Regions from separate parts of the Homo sapiens genome. Here region 2 is linked to region 1. Evidence: read pairs that join two places in POLR2A ChIA-PET (ENCODE). Cell type or tissue: HepG2. All regions are shown on one strand. Links, peaks and the distances in the headings refer to the core of each region. The heading gives the core; the rest is flanking DNA.

The links. Peaks named below come from ENCODE experiments on the same cell type or tissue, not always from the same donor. Only the 100,000 strongest peaks of a DNase experiment are listed, where the experiment ranks them.
Region 2: POLR2A ChIA-PET joins it to region 1 with 7 read pairs; 2 of 35 experiments call an interaction of 5 or more read pairs at or near these places.

What each region holds. Positions count from the first base shown.
Region 1 is chr1:65,153,996-65,165,045 of GRCh38, reverse strand. All of the region lies in intron 1 of AK4 (adenylate kinase 4), which reads right to left. It also overlaps the pseudogene RPS29P7. Among named protein-coding and RNA genes, the nearest start is that of AK4, 11 kb to the right of the region's middle. RefSeq lists an enhancer at 11,021-11,050. In HepG2, for the core only: no CTCF peak of the experiment used is centred there; DNase peaks (open chromatin) are centred at 5,019 and 6,115; H3K4me3 peaks cover 825 bases.
Region 2 is chr1:65,468,494-65,473,493 of GRCh38, reverse strand. All of the region lies in intron 2 of LEPR (leptin receptor), which reads right to left. Among named protein-coding and RNA genes, the nearest start is that of LEPROT, 50 kb to the right of the region's middle. In HepG2, for the core only: no CTCF peak of the experiment used is centred there; DNase peaks (open chromatin) are centred at 1,923, 2,183, 3,523 and 4,213.

The DNA of each region.
Region 1 (11,050 bases), core at 2,288-7,287:
ATTTCTTACTCTGATTAACAAAATGCTTTTGGAATAGACTGATTTTACAAGTGCTTAATAAGTTTAAAGTCTACCCATTTGTCTGTCAATACTGACAGCCTCTTAACTGTTCTCCCTAGTTTCACTCTAGAACCTTCAACCCCAGTTTCCAAATAGCCTGAGTGATCTATTCAAAATGTGAGTCAGATGTCAGTCCCATGTTTAAAAACAATGGCTACACTGTGGATTAGGCAATGGTGTTTTAGCTATGACACCAAAAGCATAAGCAACAAAAGAAAAAATAGATCATCTGGACTTCATCAAAATCAAAAACTTGTGCTTCCAAGGGAGCCATCAAGGAAGTGAAACAGGATAGGAGAAAATATTTGTAAATCATATATCTGATAAGTGACTTGTATCCAGAATATATAAAGAATTCAACAAGAAGACAAATGAGCCAATTTTAAAATGGGCAAAGGATTTGAATGGAATTTCTCCAAAGAAGATATATGCAAATGGTCAGTAAGCATATGAAAAGAAGTTCAGCATTATTAGTCCTCAGAGAAATACAAATCAAAGCCACAATGAAACACCACTTTATACTCAATAGGGTAGCTAAAATTGAAAGAGAGAGAAAGGTAGGGAGGGAGGGGTGGTTAAAGCAAACTAAATATGACCTGAGAAGGACTCCATACTTCAGTATTTGAGTCCTTGTGAAACCGCCTTTGCAAAATTATAACTGAGGAAATTATGACAGTGAAAGAAATCAGACCTAACCGACTCCATCTTGCTTCTAACCTTGAAGCTGCCCTTGTTCATTCCTGGGTGTAGGCCAAACTAACTTTGGGAGGGAATTCAGTACATGGGTTTGACTCTGAAACAAAATTGATTAACAGCCCTTTCCCGAAAAGACCCCTTCTTGCCTGGGGACCAGTCTGCCTTTGCAGGACTAACAAATTAGCTACAAGATTAGAAATTACAGTTTAGGGGTCATGCAGCCTCTGGCTCCAAGAGTCCAAACCTCCCCAAATTGCTCCTGGGGATAACATCACTCTGTAAAATCTAAGATCAGTTCTTGAGATATTTTGCAGATCCTGCACTCACTGGATCAGCTGACACCACCCAGACCCATAATCTGGCTCAACAAGTTCTGCCATCCCACCCAAGGACAGAAGACAGCAAGAAAACCTCACTTCCACCCCCTATGATTCCATCTCCAACCTGACTAATCAGCACTCCCCACTTCCCAAGCCCCACCCACCAAATTATCTTTAAAAACTCTGATCCTTGAATGCTCAAGGAGATTGATTTGAGTAATAATAAAACGCCAGTCTCCCGTACAGCCAGCTCTACGTGGATTACTCTTTCTCCATTGCAATTCCTGTCTTGATAAATCCGCTCTGTCTAGGCAGCAGGCAAGGTGAGCCCATCGGGAGGTTACACTTGTGGACAAACTGCAACCTGGCTTAGGTAGATAAGACTAAAAACCTAATTTAGGAGTATGTGACTATAACAATAGCTGAGTCTTGGCCAATACCAGTGGCCATACTTCAACCACTCATACACTGCTGAGTGTTCAAACTGTGTTCAAATAAGGCAAATGCCGAGCTGTAACCAATCCAGCCATTCTGTATCTCACTTCCGATTTCTGTAGTCATTTCTCTTTTTTTGTCTATAAATCTTCTTCCACCATGTGGCTGTACTGGAGTCTCTGTGAATTTGCTGTGATTCTGAGGGCTGCCCGATTCGTGAATCATTCATTGCTCAATTAAACTTGGCTGAAGTTTTTCTTTTATCAGAAGGTAAAAGTTGACGATGAGAAGAAACGAACCTTCATTCATTGCTAGTGGGAAGGTAAAATGATGCAGCTGCTTTGGATAACAGGCACTTCCACAAACTATTAAACGTCGAGTTACCAAATGAACCTGTATTGCTATCCTTAGGTATATACCCAAGAGAAATGAACATTTACATCCATACAAAAACTTACATACAAATGTCCCATAGCAGGAAACAGCCCAAGTGTCCATTAAGGAATGAATGGGTAAACAAAATGTGGTATACCCATTCAATAAATTATTTGGCAATAAAAATGAATAAAGTACTGATACACACTACAATATAGATAAACCTTGAAAACATGCTAAGCAGCCAGACACAAAAAGTCACATATATTAACATACAACTATCCAGAATAGGCAAATCCATACAAACAGAACTAGAGTAGTAACTGCCTAGGGCTGGGGCAAGGGGGAAATGGGGAGTGACTGCTAATGGGTATAGGGTTTCTTTCTGGAGAAATGAAAATGTTCTGAAATTAGATAGTGGTGATCGTTTTACAACTCTGTAAAATATAGGAAAACCTCTGATTTTTACACTTTTTTTTTTTGTAGAGTTGGTGTTTCACCGTGTTAGCCGGGATGGTCTCAATATCCTGACCTTGTGATCTGCCCGCCTCAGCCTCCCAAAGTGCTGGGATTACAGGTGTGTGCCACTGCGCCCGGCCCTGAGTTGTACACTTTTAAAGAATAAATTTTACTGTATGCAAATTTTATATTCAGTATAGCTGTTACGTATAAAAAATAAAAGTAACAACCTGAAAACCTTCCATGGATTCTCATCCAGTTACAATGAAGCCCAAACTCCTGGCCATGCCTCAAGGCCCTATACCTACCTTTCCAGCCTCCGCTTCTACCATCTCCTCCCCACTTACAGTGCTCAAGATACAAGCCTCCTCCCGCATCCTCTCCACTTACTGAGAGTTCACTCCTATATTAGGCTCTTTCCACATACTGCTTCCTCTGCCTCAAATCTTCTTGTTTAAGACACTTCTCACTGTATCGCCCAGGCTAGAGTGCGGTGGTGTGACCATAGCTCACTGCAGCCTCCACCTCCTGGGCACAAGTGATCCACCTCAGCCTCCCAGTAGCTGGGACTACAGGCCTGCACCACCACGTCCAGCTAACTTTATTTTTATTTTCTATAGAGACGGGGTCTCACTCTGTTACCCAGGCTGGTCTCAAACTCCTAGCCTCAAGCAATCCTTCTGCCTCGGCCTCTCAAAGTGCTGGGATTACAGGTGTGAACCACCGTGCCCGGCCTGCTACCAAATCTTCACACGCCTGACTCCTACCCTTATTCAGAGCTCAGCTTAAATATTACCTCCTCAAAGAGGCCTCTAACGCCACAATCTCAAGTAGTCTTCCCACTCTTCCTCACTGTACTATCTCATTTTCTTTAGAGTACTTCCAGAAGATATCAGGTACAAGGCATAAGGTATATGAGGTGTCTTATTTTTTTCTGTCTCCTCTCCTCTCGTTATAGCCTATTAAAACATTAGTTGAACTGAACCGTCATGAAAAAAAATTACTATTCAAATGGCAACAGACAATAACTGAAATTATGAAATAGAACATCTTACAAGAGATAATGAATAACAAATTAAAGGTACCAATGGGTATGAGAGAATTTTAGAGAAGAAAATGACCTGTAGCTGCAACAGGTGTGGAAAGGCTTCATGGAAGCAATGAGAGTAGAAATGGACTTCGAGAGATTAAAGAAGTGTGAAAGGCATTACAGGCAAAAGGTACATGTGAACAAAGCACTCCTTGCTGCCTTGTCTATGACCCCCATGCTCTACCTGCATGCATGCGCACCGCCATGCCTCCTGGGAACGTAATGTAGAACTCAGAGCTCAAACCCTAGACTGTCGGTACCTCAAAGACAGAGAACAAGTTTTACTTTTTTGCACGCCTCCCCATACCTAATGCTGGGACATGTGACAAATGGGACAAATGAATAATAAAATAACACCAAGTTCAGGCATTATTCCTGAACTCTTACCATTATGATGAAAAGCAATTTCTACCTCCTCACAACCAAATGGCTTCTATTTTTGACCCCCTTTGGTCCTTTTGATCATGGGAGGAGGAAGTCAGTGCTTCCTTTTTTAGGTTTTTTAAAAAAAAATGTTTTAGGGACAGAACAACAACAACAAAAAGTACATCCCTCTATCCTACCCTTAAAGGGCCTTCTGAGCCTCAGCATACTTGTTCCCTGCTATCCATGGTGCTAGGGTCTGAACGTGCCCCCCAGATTCATATGCTGAAACTTAATAACCAATGTGATAGTATTAAGAGGTGGGGCCTTTAAGTGGTCATAAGGGCTCCTCCCCTGCAGTGTGGTGGCTCACACCTGTAATTCCAGCATTTTGAGAAGCCGATGCAGGCAGATCACTTGAGGCCAGAAATGCAAGACCAGCCTGGGCAATATAGTGAGACCTTGTCTCTACCAAAAATTTAAAAATTAGCCAGGTGTGGTGGCATGCGCCTGTAGTCCCTGCTACTCTGGAGGATGAGACAGGAGTACTGCTTGAGCCCAGGAGTTCCAGGCTGCAGTGAGCCAATATTGCACCACTCCACTCTAGCCTGAGCAACAGAGCAAGACCTCATCTCCAAAAAAAAACTTAATTTATTGTTTTTGTGTTTTTGTTTTAAGTCTTGTGTCTTATAAAAGAGGCTTCATCACCTTGGGAGTCTGAGGCAGGAGAACTGCTTGAGTATAGGAGCTTAAAACCAGCCTGGCCAATAAAGTGAGACCCTGTCTCTAGTGGAAAATTTTTAAAATTAGAAAAAATAAAATCAAAGAAGCTTAATGTGGCCTTTAGCCCTTTTCCTCCTCCATCCTTTCTGCCATGTGAGAATACAAAGTTCAAGGTGCAACCTTGGAAGCAGTCAACAGGCCTTATTAGACACCAAACCTGCCAGCACCTTCATCTTGGAATTCCCAGCCTCCAGAACAGTGAGAAATACATTTCTGTTGTTTATAAATTACTTGATCTCAGGTATTTTGTTATAGCCACACAAACAGACTAAGACACACTGTCCCTACATGGCATTTATAAGACATGAGTATTTCACTAGTTTCTAGAGTACTCAGATGTCAGCACGACATAATGGGAAGAAGTTTAATCCTAGCTATGGAGCCCCAGGTTTGAACGCTAGTTTCTCTTTAACTAGCTGTTTGACTTAGGACAAGTTACTCAACCTTTCTGAAGCCACATATTTGTCACTCAACTTTTTTTTTTTTTTTTTTTTTGGAGACATAGTCTCGGCGCTGTTGCCCAGGCTGGAATGCAGTGGCACGATCTTGGCTCACTACAACCTCCGCCTCCTGGGTTCAAGCGATTCTTGTACCTCAGCCTCTCGAGTAGCTGGGACTACAGGCGCACACCACCATGCCCAGCTAATTTTTGTATTTTTAGTAGAGACGGGGTTTCACCATATTGGCCAGGCTGGTCTCGAATTCCTGACCTTGTGATCCACCTGCCTGGGCCTCCCAAAGTGCTGGGATTACAGGCATGAGCCACCACGCCCGGCCAACTTTTTTTCTTTTTGAGAAGGTTTTCGCTCTGTTGCCCAGACTGGGGTGCAGTGGCTCAAACACAGCTCACTGTAGCCTCACTATAGACTCACTGTAGCCTCCTGGACTCAGGCAATCCTCCCACCTCAGTCTCCCAAGTAGCTGGGATTACAGGCATGCGCCACCACTCTGGCTAACTCTGTTTATTTTTTGTAGAGACAGGGTCTTGCCATGTTGCCCAGGCTGGTCTCTAACTCCTGGGCTCAAGTGATCCATCCGCCTTGGCCTCCCAAAGTGCTGGGTTACAGGCGTGAGCCACTGTACCTGACCAAGTTAGTTACTCAACCTTTCTGAGGCCATTTATTTATTTGTAAAGCAAATGATATAACAAAAACTGCTCTGGAGATCTGTGTGGGAATTAGAGATAATTTGCATTCATTAGTCAGTCCAGGGCCTGGCAGTTGCTTCGCCCCCTGCAAATGTTGGTTATGACCAAGTCACAAGAATTATAAAATGCCAGGGTTACAGGTTACTGCTGCCCAGACAGAAGGTGCTGAAGATCAGAAAATAGTTGATTTCTAGCTTCTTGGAAGTTAGATGATAAACAAGAATGACTCTGCATTATTTCAGTATTATCTGTCTGGCTAAGTAAGGGATGCTTGCTCCTGGATCTGTTGTTTAACTAGTACAAAAACTCTCAGAACTTAGAGGTGAGACTGTTAAAATATAACATCAGCCATTTAAATTCAACTACATGAAGCTGTACAAACAAGACCTTTTGTACTATGTCTTAAAGGCCAACCTGAGAGCTTAAACATCAAGTGGAGGGGGTAAAATACACAGAGTAATCCAAAAGCCTCTATTATCTACTCATGCTTTTTTAAAAAAAATCTAGTTTGGGCCGGGTGCAGTGGCTCACACCTGTAATCCCAGCACTTTGGGAGGCCTAGGCAGGTGGATCACCTGAGGTCAGGAGTTCAAGACCAGCCTGGCGAACATGGTGAAACCCCGTCTCCACTAAAAATGCAAAAAAAAAATTTAGCAGGTCATGGTGGCAGGAGCCTGTAGTCCCAGCTACTCGGGAGGCTGAGGCACAAGAATCGCTTGAACCCAGGAGGCAGAGGTTGCAGTGAGCCAAGATCACACCACTGCACTTCGGCCTGGGCAACAGACTGAGGCTCCGCCTCAAAGAAAAAAAAAATCTAGTTTGCTAAAGGAAAATACATGGTTGAAATATCTGATTCATTGTCCATTGTGAAAGTACATCATCTAAAAAACTTACAAAATTTCCAACTCCTTAAACCTTCTCACAATATGCACCAATACAGATTGTTAAAGAGCAGACTAGCATAATATAATACCATTTAACAATTTACTTGGTAGATTTTGAAGGGAACAGGTAATTCAACATGCCTTTCAGAATGGGTGAATTTATAGTTAACAGCTTGAAGCCCAATTTACTAGTTTTAGGATTGTTTGCCATCCTTCAGTTCCAGAAGTTAAAAGCCGAAGTTTAAATGCATATACTACAATGCCACTATGTGTATGTATATCTTAAAGGCAAGCACAAGCAATGAGGGCTGGAAAGGTGATATGGGGCAGGCATGATAACCCTTTCCTTTGACAATATCATTAGAGATGGATGCGGACTAAAATGATAATAGAAAAGGTAAGGCCAAGCCATAAAAGCAAGGACCTCTTGTGGACCATAAACAAACTCTACAAGAGGAGTTTCAGGTATGCTGTGACAATGACCATGCCATCTTTTTGTAGCTGTACTCATTTGTCAAAACTCAGCTCAGGAATCGCCTCCTCTAAAAAGCCTTCCCAAATCTCACCTCCTCCTAAATGCTGGGTTAGCTGCCTCTTCTGTAAGCATGCACATCTTGCAGCCTCAGTTAATTTTTTTTTTTCTCAGAGACAGGGTCTTGCTCTGTTGCCCAGGCTGGAGTGCAGTGGCATGATCACAGATCACTTCAACCTCAACCTCTTGGGCTCAAGTGATCCTCCCACCTCAACCTCCCGAGTAGCTGAGACTACAGGTGTGTAAAACCACACCCAGCTAATTTTCTTACATTATTTTTAGTAAAGATGAGGTCTCGCTACGTTATCCAAGCTGGTCTTGGACACTTGGTCTCTAGCAATCCTCCAGCCTCAGCCTCCCAAAGTGCTGGGATTACAAACATGAACCACCACACCCAGCCCAATTGTGTTATTTTCTTCTTGTTTGCTTGCCTGTCTGACTGCCTGCCTCCACCAAAAAACAGCAGCTCCTTCAGGAACAGACCTTGTTTCACCTCTTTGCATCCCACAAGCCAAGATTGCCTGGCACTCAAACATTTGTTGAAAGACACATTTACCAGGACATTCAGTGCAGCATGCTCTGTATATCGAATGACTATAAATAACCTGAATTCCAATCAACAGGGGACTGATTAAATTGTGGTCCCAGGACTCCTGTGAGTCCATGAGACCTTTTCAGGGGTCCATGAGTTCCCCTTTAATTACATGTGTATAAAGCCAGATGTTCTTCAAATACTTTAACCAAAACAACATAGCACCAAAGACTGAATGAAGAACCAGATATGACAATAAAGTTTTCTTCTATTAGGCCAGAAAGATTTGCAAATGTGCAAAAATAACAGTACTTTTCTCATTAGATTTCATTTTGGAAAATAGTTAATTTTCACAGAAATCTGTTAACATACAGTGGATTATTGTTATTTTGATGAATTAATATTTTTAAATTTTCTCAATTTTCTTTCTTTTTTTTTTTTTTTGAGACACAGTCTCGCCCTGTCGTCCAGGCTGGAGTGCAGTGGGGCAATCTTGGCTCACTGCAACCTCCGCCTCCCGGGTTCAAGCAATTCTCAAGTAAATCTCAGCCTCCAGAGTAGCTGAGATTACAGGCATGTGCCACCACGCCCGGCTAATTTTTGTATTTTTAGTAGAGACGGGGTTTCACCATGTTCGTCAGGCTGGTCTCAAACTCCTGACCTCATGATCTGCCCGCCTCAGCCTCCCAAAGTGCTGGGATTACAGGCATGAGCCACCGAGCCCGGCAAATTTTCTAAATTTTAATTTCAAATCCATTTAACATCTATATATGTAACCCACATAAACAAAGCTTCTTTGGTTCTCAATTTTCAAACGTGTTAAAAAGGACCTGAGGCCAAAATGTAAGAGAAAGGCTAAATAAACTATGATATATCTGTACAATAAAAAATAATGCAGATATCTTTTTAAAAGAATAAAGTAAACTGATACATGCTGATGGAAACCACTATCTAAGCTTTACTGCTAAGTTTTTCTTAAGTGCAATACAAAGAACAAATGTGTACATTAAAAAAAAGAGGCACTGCTATACACACATAAATGCTATAGATATATGACAAAATCTTTGGATACACATCCAAAAAAAGTTAAAAGCAGATACCCCTGTGGAGAGAAACTGGGGAACCAAGAGTCAGGGATAGGCATGAAACTTTCCACTCTATTCCTAGTGTATTATTTGAAAATTTTACTATCTGCATGTACCTTTTTACCTTTTCAAAAGTAAAAATGGAATAACAAATTATATTTGAATATTGGAATTATACATGAGTACTTAACTCACATTAAAAAACAGTATTTAACAAAATTGGAAAATACTAGATGACACATTGTTAAAGCAATTTTCAAAACAGTAATACTATAATACAATGCAATAATAATGTAACTCAAAATCTATGTGTGTGTGTGTGGAAGGTGGCTCATGCCTGTAATCCCAGCACTTTGGGAAGCCAAGGCGGGCAGATCACTTGAGGTCAGGAGTTCGAGACCAGCCTGGCCAATACGGTGAAACCGTCTCTACTAAAAATACAAAAAATTAAGCCAGGCATGGTGGCAAGTGCCTATAATCCCAGCTACTTGGGAGGCTGAGGCAGGAGAATCACTTGAACCCGGGAGGTGGAGGTTGCAGCGAGCCAAGAGCCGAGAACACGCCACTGCACTCTAGCCTAGGCGACAGAGCAAGGCTAGACTCCATCTAAAGCAAAACTCCATCTAAAAAAAAAAAAAAAGTATTAGCAGTGACTTTTCCTTCCAGTTGGTAAATTACAAGTGATTGTTTTCATCTTTATAAACTTTTGCTAACTTATACATATTATTTCTATAATCAGAAAATCAGTTTATATGTATGCTACATATATCCATACCTAAATAAAATATTTTTCATTTTTTTATTTACTTTCTGAGACAGAGTCTTGCTCTGCCGTCCAGGATGGAGTACAGTGGCGCAATCTCAGCTCACTGCAACCTCTGCCTCCTGGATTCAAGCGATTGTCCTGCCTCAGCCTCTTAAGTAGCTGGGACTATAGGCACACGCCACCAAGCCCAGCTAATTTTTGTATTTTTAGTAGAGCCAGAATTTTGCCATGTTGGCCAGGCTGGTCTCGAACTCCTGGCCTAAATGAAACATTTATTAAGCCAAAAAGTACACAAATAAAGTAGCACCTATAAACTACCAAGAACTTGAGTGAATATTTGTAAGCTACGTTTAAAACGCTCCCTATGTCGGCCGGGTGTGGTGGCTCACACCTGTAATCCCAGCACTTTGGGAGGCCGAGGCAGGTGGATCACCTAGGTCAGGAGTTCGAGACCAGCCTGGCCAACATGGTGAAACCCCGTCTCTATTAAAAATACAAAAATTAGCTGGGCATGGTGGTGGGCGCCTGTAATCCCAGCTACTTGGGAAGCTGAGTCAGGAGAATTGCTTGAACCTGGGAGGCAGAGGTTGCAGTGAGCCAAAATAGCGCCACTGCACTCCAGCCTGGATGACAAGAGCAAGACTACGTCTTAAAAAAAAAAAAAAATTCTCCCTATGATTTAAGTTCTATTTTGGCCAGTAGTTTCATTCCTAGAAACCTATCCCAGAGAAAGTATATCTGTCCAGTGATTTGTACACAATGACATTTGTAAGAGCGTTCTTTGTTTGAATGTTTATTTTATGTACAAAGAACTATCGTGGTTTTGTATTGGGTAGATGCCTTGGATAATCCTTTGAAGGAGGATCATTTAGTCCAACTTAATAAAACTGATATCGTTCGCGTACTGACGGAAACACTGGCAGCACGTATTGAGGCCACATTTCTGGATCAGACAGTGCCGGTTTGAACAGACGCGACAAGAGCGAGAACCCTGGCTGAATTTTCAGCAGTGGCTCCAGTACAGCTGCTGGTGACCCATCTTGCTGTCAGGAGTGCAACAAGATAAAAGGAAGGAGCTAGCCCATGCATGTGCTCTTCCAAGGGCATTCTTAATCAGCAAAGTATGCAAATAACCCAAATGTTCCACAAAAGATTGGTTAGACACATTCTAGTTCATTCAACCCTATAGCACATTCACCCAGGCAGGCGCTCAGGGCAAAACCCTAGGATTCATTGTAGACTTCTTTCTCTCCATCACCTCTCACAACCAATTCATTATATCCAGTCAGCTCTGCCTTCATATATATCCCAAATCCCTTTATTTCTCTCCTCCTTTGCCACCAACAAGTTCAAACCACAGGCCACTCTCCTCATCCATACTGGTCTCCCTCTTGCTCACCTGAGTCACCTCTCCACACAGCAGGCAAAAGATCAACTTTTAGAAAGTAAATCTTTTCATGTCATTGTCCTATGGAAAACCCTTCCTTGGCTTTCCAGTGCCCTTGGAATAAAATCCAATCCTT
Region 2 (5,000 bases), core at 1-5,000, 310 kb before region 1:
TTAATTGAAGTATGTGATTGTCATTTTCTAGGGGTCAATAACTTTTGTATTGATTTATATTTTTATAGAGATACTGTCATAGCATATTCTGAAAGCATTGGAAGGCATGCCATATGAGAAATCAATGAGAAAACAGAAGAGTCTAAAAGGTGCCTTCACATATAGAAATTTGAAACAGGAATTATGCATGGTGTCAAGAAATTGGCCTAGGCATTGGATTTAGCCAGACTAGATCCTTCTCTCTTAGCTGTGTGACCTTGTGCCAGTTCCCTCACCTGTAAAATGTGCAGGATGATCCCTGCCTGCCACTAATGTTGCAAGTGTTACAAACAATGCATATGAAGCTCCTTGGCACAGACCCTGGCACAGGGCAAGCCGTCAAGAGTATTATCACTGCTTTTTGTGGAAGCTAAAGAACAATGGACTTTACCTCAGTATTAGGAAGAATGGCACCTGTCAGAAAGATAATTGGCTGCCTTGTGAGGCAGTAAACTTCCATCCCTGGGGGCATTTAGCCAGCATTTATGTATGTATCTTAGAGGAATACTGCACTGCATTAGATGAGTTTTTGAATTAGATGCTATCTGAGGTCCCTTTTAAAGATGAGATTCTGTATAAGAACAGATGTGCTTTGCTTCATCTACAAAAATGTACTAACCAACCAGCAGTGGGACATCCTCATCTTATCCATTCCCCATTGAGCAAAGCGCACATCCTTTCCAGAAGCCGGACAAGGTAGAGAACTCTTTGCAACCCCAGGTTGGTGCACACTCTTCATGTAGTTAAGCAGCTCTGAAGAGAAAGTGGCTTTGGCATCAATTACACTCTTTTAAAAAAGAAATATATGTGTGTGTGTGTGTGTGTGTGTGTGTGTGTGTCTATATATATACACTCATTTAATTATTTATTCTGAGAGCATTGATATTTCATCAAACATCAAATAGCAATGCTGTGTGCTATGCACACAGGTCAATCATCTACTTCATTCACCATTTACCTATGGCTATAAGTAAAAAGTATATTATATATATATTATATATATACACACGTGTGTGTGTGTGTGTGTGTGTGTGTGTGTGTGTTTTAGCCACAGCTAAATGACCCAGAGGAATAAGGTTAGTTGGATTGGGAAGAAATGGAAGGGGAAAGACTGCAAGTTAATTTCTCCATCCACTCCACCCGTTTTCCCAAATGACAGCCCTGTTTATGAATTACACCATCTGGTCTGAGTTGCCTCATTTTACTACCTCACTCTAGCATGACATTAGTGAATTGATTTTATGCCTTATGCTTTTTTAAAAAAAACGGATGTTTGGTAATACCTTCTAGATACATGATGTTTTGAAGACCTCAGTTGCTCTTTGCTTTATCTTTTGAACCAAATTTCATAGTATTTATTCACAAAGGCCAAAAAAAATTTTACTACGTTACTAAAGTTTGGAAATTCTTCTGAGGTGATGAAAAGAGTAATTACAAACTGACTTTAAGCCTTGGGGAAGTGTTTTGGGCATTTTGTTTACAGGCCAGAGAGATGAAATCTACCTCTTTGAAGTCTTCCTCTTGACACATTTCTGGCCAGACTAAAGTAAAGTAATGAGATTTTCTAATATCACGGGATGTTATGTTTCTATTTTGAACTTTGGAAAATTTTTACCATTTGAAATTTATTAAAGTCAAATTATTCTGTATTCCACATGTTACTCCTGCCTGTAAATCACTTCCCCTAGCTCATGACCAGACTATTTTCTACTCATCCTTCAGATCTTTGCCAGAAGAGTTCATTACTTCATAGAGCCTTCCCTGACTACACTATAGAACTTTGCTTGCAAGTAGATCCTTCTTGAAAACATGATTCTCTGTTTGTCCATCAAAGATTTGGTCAAAGGTCTTTTGGAAAAACAGGTCAACCAGGTCATTTTTTGACTGGCCACATGGGCAAAAGCATTCATGTACAAAGGTCATGAGCAACACAAACATTGTAGAGGCACAAGACCTGCCAAAGTTTCATTACTACATTCCCTAACGCTTTCTGGGACTATAATGTTATCAAGATAATGTTTTGGGAAAGTACAAATTATCTCAACATGTGGGTGTATTTAACCAATAGCAGTCGTTTCCAATCAGTTTGTCTTAAAGATTTGCCTTTTGTTTTTTCCATGCCCTGACCCCACAACCCCTTATCATAAATGTATGAGGGCAGGGACAAAGTCCACAGTGCTCCTCATCTTACTCCTACTGTCCAGCACAGAGAAGGCATTCAATAAGCAATCAGTCAGTAAATGAGTGGATCCTACCTTAAGTCTGGTTCTCCTTGCATGCAGACAAATTAGGAGTGATCAAACCAAGAATACATAAAAACTTTTATATCAGCAAGGGAAGTTTGATTATCACATAAGTAACTGTTTAAGCCAGCATTACTTGGTTACCAGTCATCAGGAGTATTGTCTTTCTTTACTGCCACATACAAGAACACTTCTGGAGCTCTTCCAGGGAAACTGCCTTCAGAAGCTGTTTTTTGAACCACGTGAAGAAGACTGTCTCATTAATTTTTACTCTTACCCACTTTACTGCTCCCAAATGACTATCAATCATCCACTTCACTCACCACACTTAACTTCAGATAATTCCTTATATGTTTTTAGAATTACCTAGTTATTACAAAATATTTTGCACATTTTTGAAATAAGGTTAGGACTTTCCCCTACACTGATGAACTTGGATAAAGAAAGCACTCATTTGGATATCGAGAAAGTTTGTTATTTAACTTGTTGCATAAAGTTTAATTCCTGTTACATATAGATAAAAGAGTTTTCATTATAAATCTTAATGGTAAAGTCATAAGCAATGTTGGGTAATCAGTGGTACATCATCCCACTAAAATCAGAAATTTCCCTCTGTTTGCTTATTTAGGAAGGGGAGCAAGGGTTTGGGAAGGGCCCCACTAGGGATTTACATTATTCATTCACAACTATATCAAGTTTGCCAATAGTTTCTACTAATTAATAAGTGTTTTCTCACATAATGAAAATGAGATTAGAGCTACTCACCAGGCAGAACTAGAACCAATGTTAAGTTACAAAATATCAACTTCAACATTGTTAGGAAAGACCAGCCAAAGATTACCGAAATCCTATTTAAAATACGTAGCTGCCAATTTCCTGGCCTCTGATTTTTGTGCTTTCACCGTGAGGGGCTTACCATAAATCCTAGAAATGATACTTGATCTCCTTGGTGATGGTGGTGAGGTAGGAGTAGTTATTTCAGCCCCTCTTGGGCTATTAAAATGTCAACATTGGCACAATAAGTGTTTAAAATAGAATGCTATTGTTTAGGGAGGAATGTGGTCAGCTAGTGGCCCAGTGGAATTTGAGAGTTTCAAATGAAAATAATGAACTAGAATTTAGGGGAAAGGATGTCTAAGGGAGGATAAGGAAAGCAAGCCAGGCAGAGAGGGAAACATTTCCCCCCAGAATAAAGCCTTTTCATTTTGTTGGCTGTATGCCACGCTTTAGAAGGCTTCCCGGCTGACTCTGACCTAATCTCACATCAAATATCAATGCTGTGTGCTGTGCGCACAGGTCAGGCCTGGCTTTCTCCATTTTAGCAGTTCTGGATCAGTGCAATAATCCTTGGAGGGTCAAGAGGCACTGAGAAAGAAATGAGAATGAGGATGAATACGGCACGCACTTATTGGTGTTAAAGCTCAGTGTCCACAGCAGTTGACTGGGCCCAGATAGGCCAGCCTAGCCCAGCTGGAAAGTGTATGTATAATCAAATAACTGCACACAGGCATATGCATACACACTGTTTTGCTAAGTGTTAGGAATGGCCACTCTCACCTTAACCCAATCATTCTAACTAGACTCAGTGCATTAATTGACTCTACCTTGCTCTTTGTGGCTGGAAAGTTCTGGTGTAAATGTCAAATTTCTCATTCTATCTCCTGATTTCTGCCCTGTACTCCTTCAAGAGAACCCGAGTATTTAGTCATCTGTTGCCAACAGTATATATTCCAAATACTCAGGCCCATCCTTATCTGGCTCCAGCCTAACTTTCTAGCCTGATAACTACTTCTGCTCTTCATGATTCTTTACTCAAATCATCCAGTCTCCAAAACACACCCTGTGATGTTCTAGTTCTGGACCTTTGCTTGTGCTCTTAGCTCTTTGTTCTCCACATTGTCCTCAACTTTCAAGTACAAGCTCAGTTATTTACTCTCACAGAATGATCTCATCACAGCTCAGGACACAGACTGACTCCATGCTCTACACCACACAGACACAGCCCTGCCTCATCTGTATTAGCCCACCGGACTCAGCATAGCTCAGGTTGACAGAAATAATTGCAACCTGGTGGTATGGACTGTGTGCAGTCCACAGACACATTTCCTTCAACACAGATTGGGCATACATGATGATTAATAAAAACTTTCTGAAATAGTTGCCAACATTTAAAAAGCAGAATTTTCCACATTCAAAAAGTAAATCTAGATTTTCAGCTTCTTTTGAAATACCAGAAAATGCATCTCAGTTCACCTTCCCGCACAGCAAAAATCACCCGGCACTGAACAGAGCAGCAGCTGTTCTGCTATTTGAGGCTTGTGTCTCCTATTAAGCATAGCTCCCAGCACTTTCTTATTTCTTATACCCAACTTGCTTTGCTCATTTAGACTTCCTAGCTGGATGCTATGGGGATTTGAGTTTGCATGTACACAATGCATCCGCATGTGCACATACACCCAGGTCACACCAACGAACTGTTGAACCTTACTCTCCCATTCATACGGTTCCATAGAGCTATAGCTCCTCCAAGGAAGAGCCCTATGACAGCAGAGCAGAAACAAACTGAACACCATAACTTGGCTCCAGCCTTCTCCCAACCAAATGTCATCTCTCTCCTCCCACACCAGATAGGAATACAGGTTCTAGTCCTCTGTGGATTTTGCCTCAACTCTCTTTTTTCCAAGGTTACAAAACAAAAATACTTACTCCTGCTCTGCC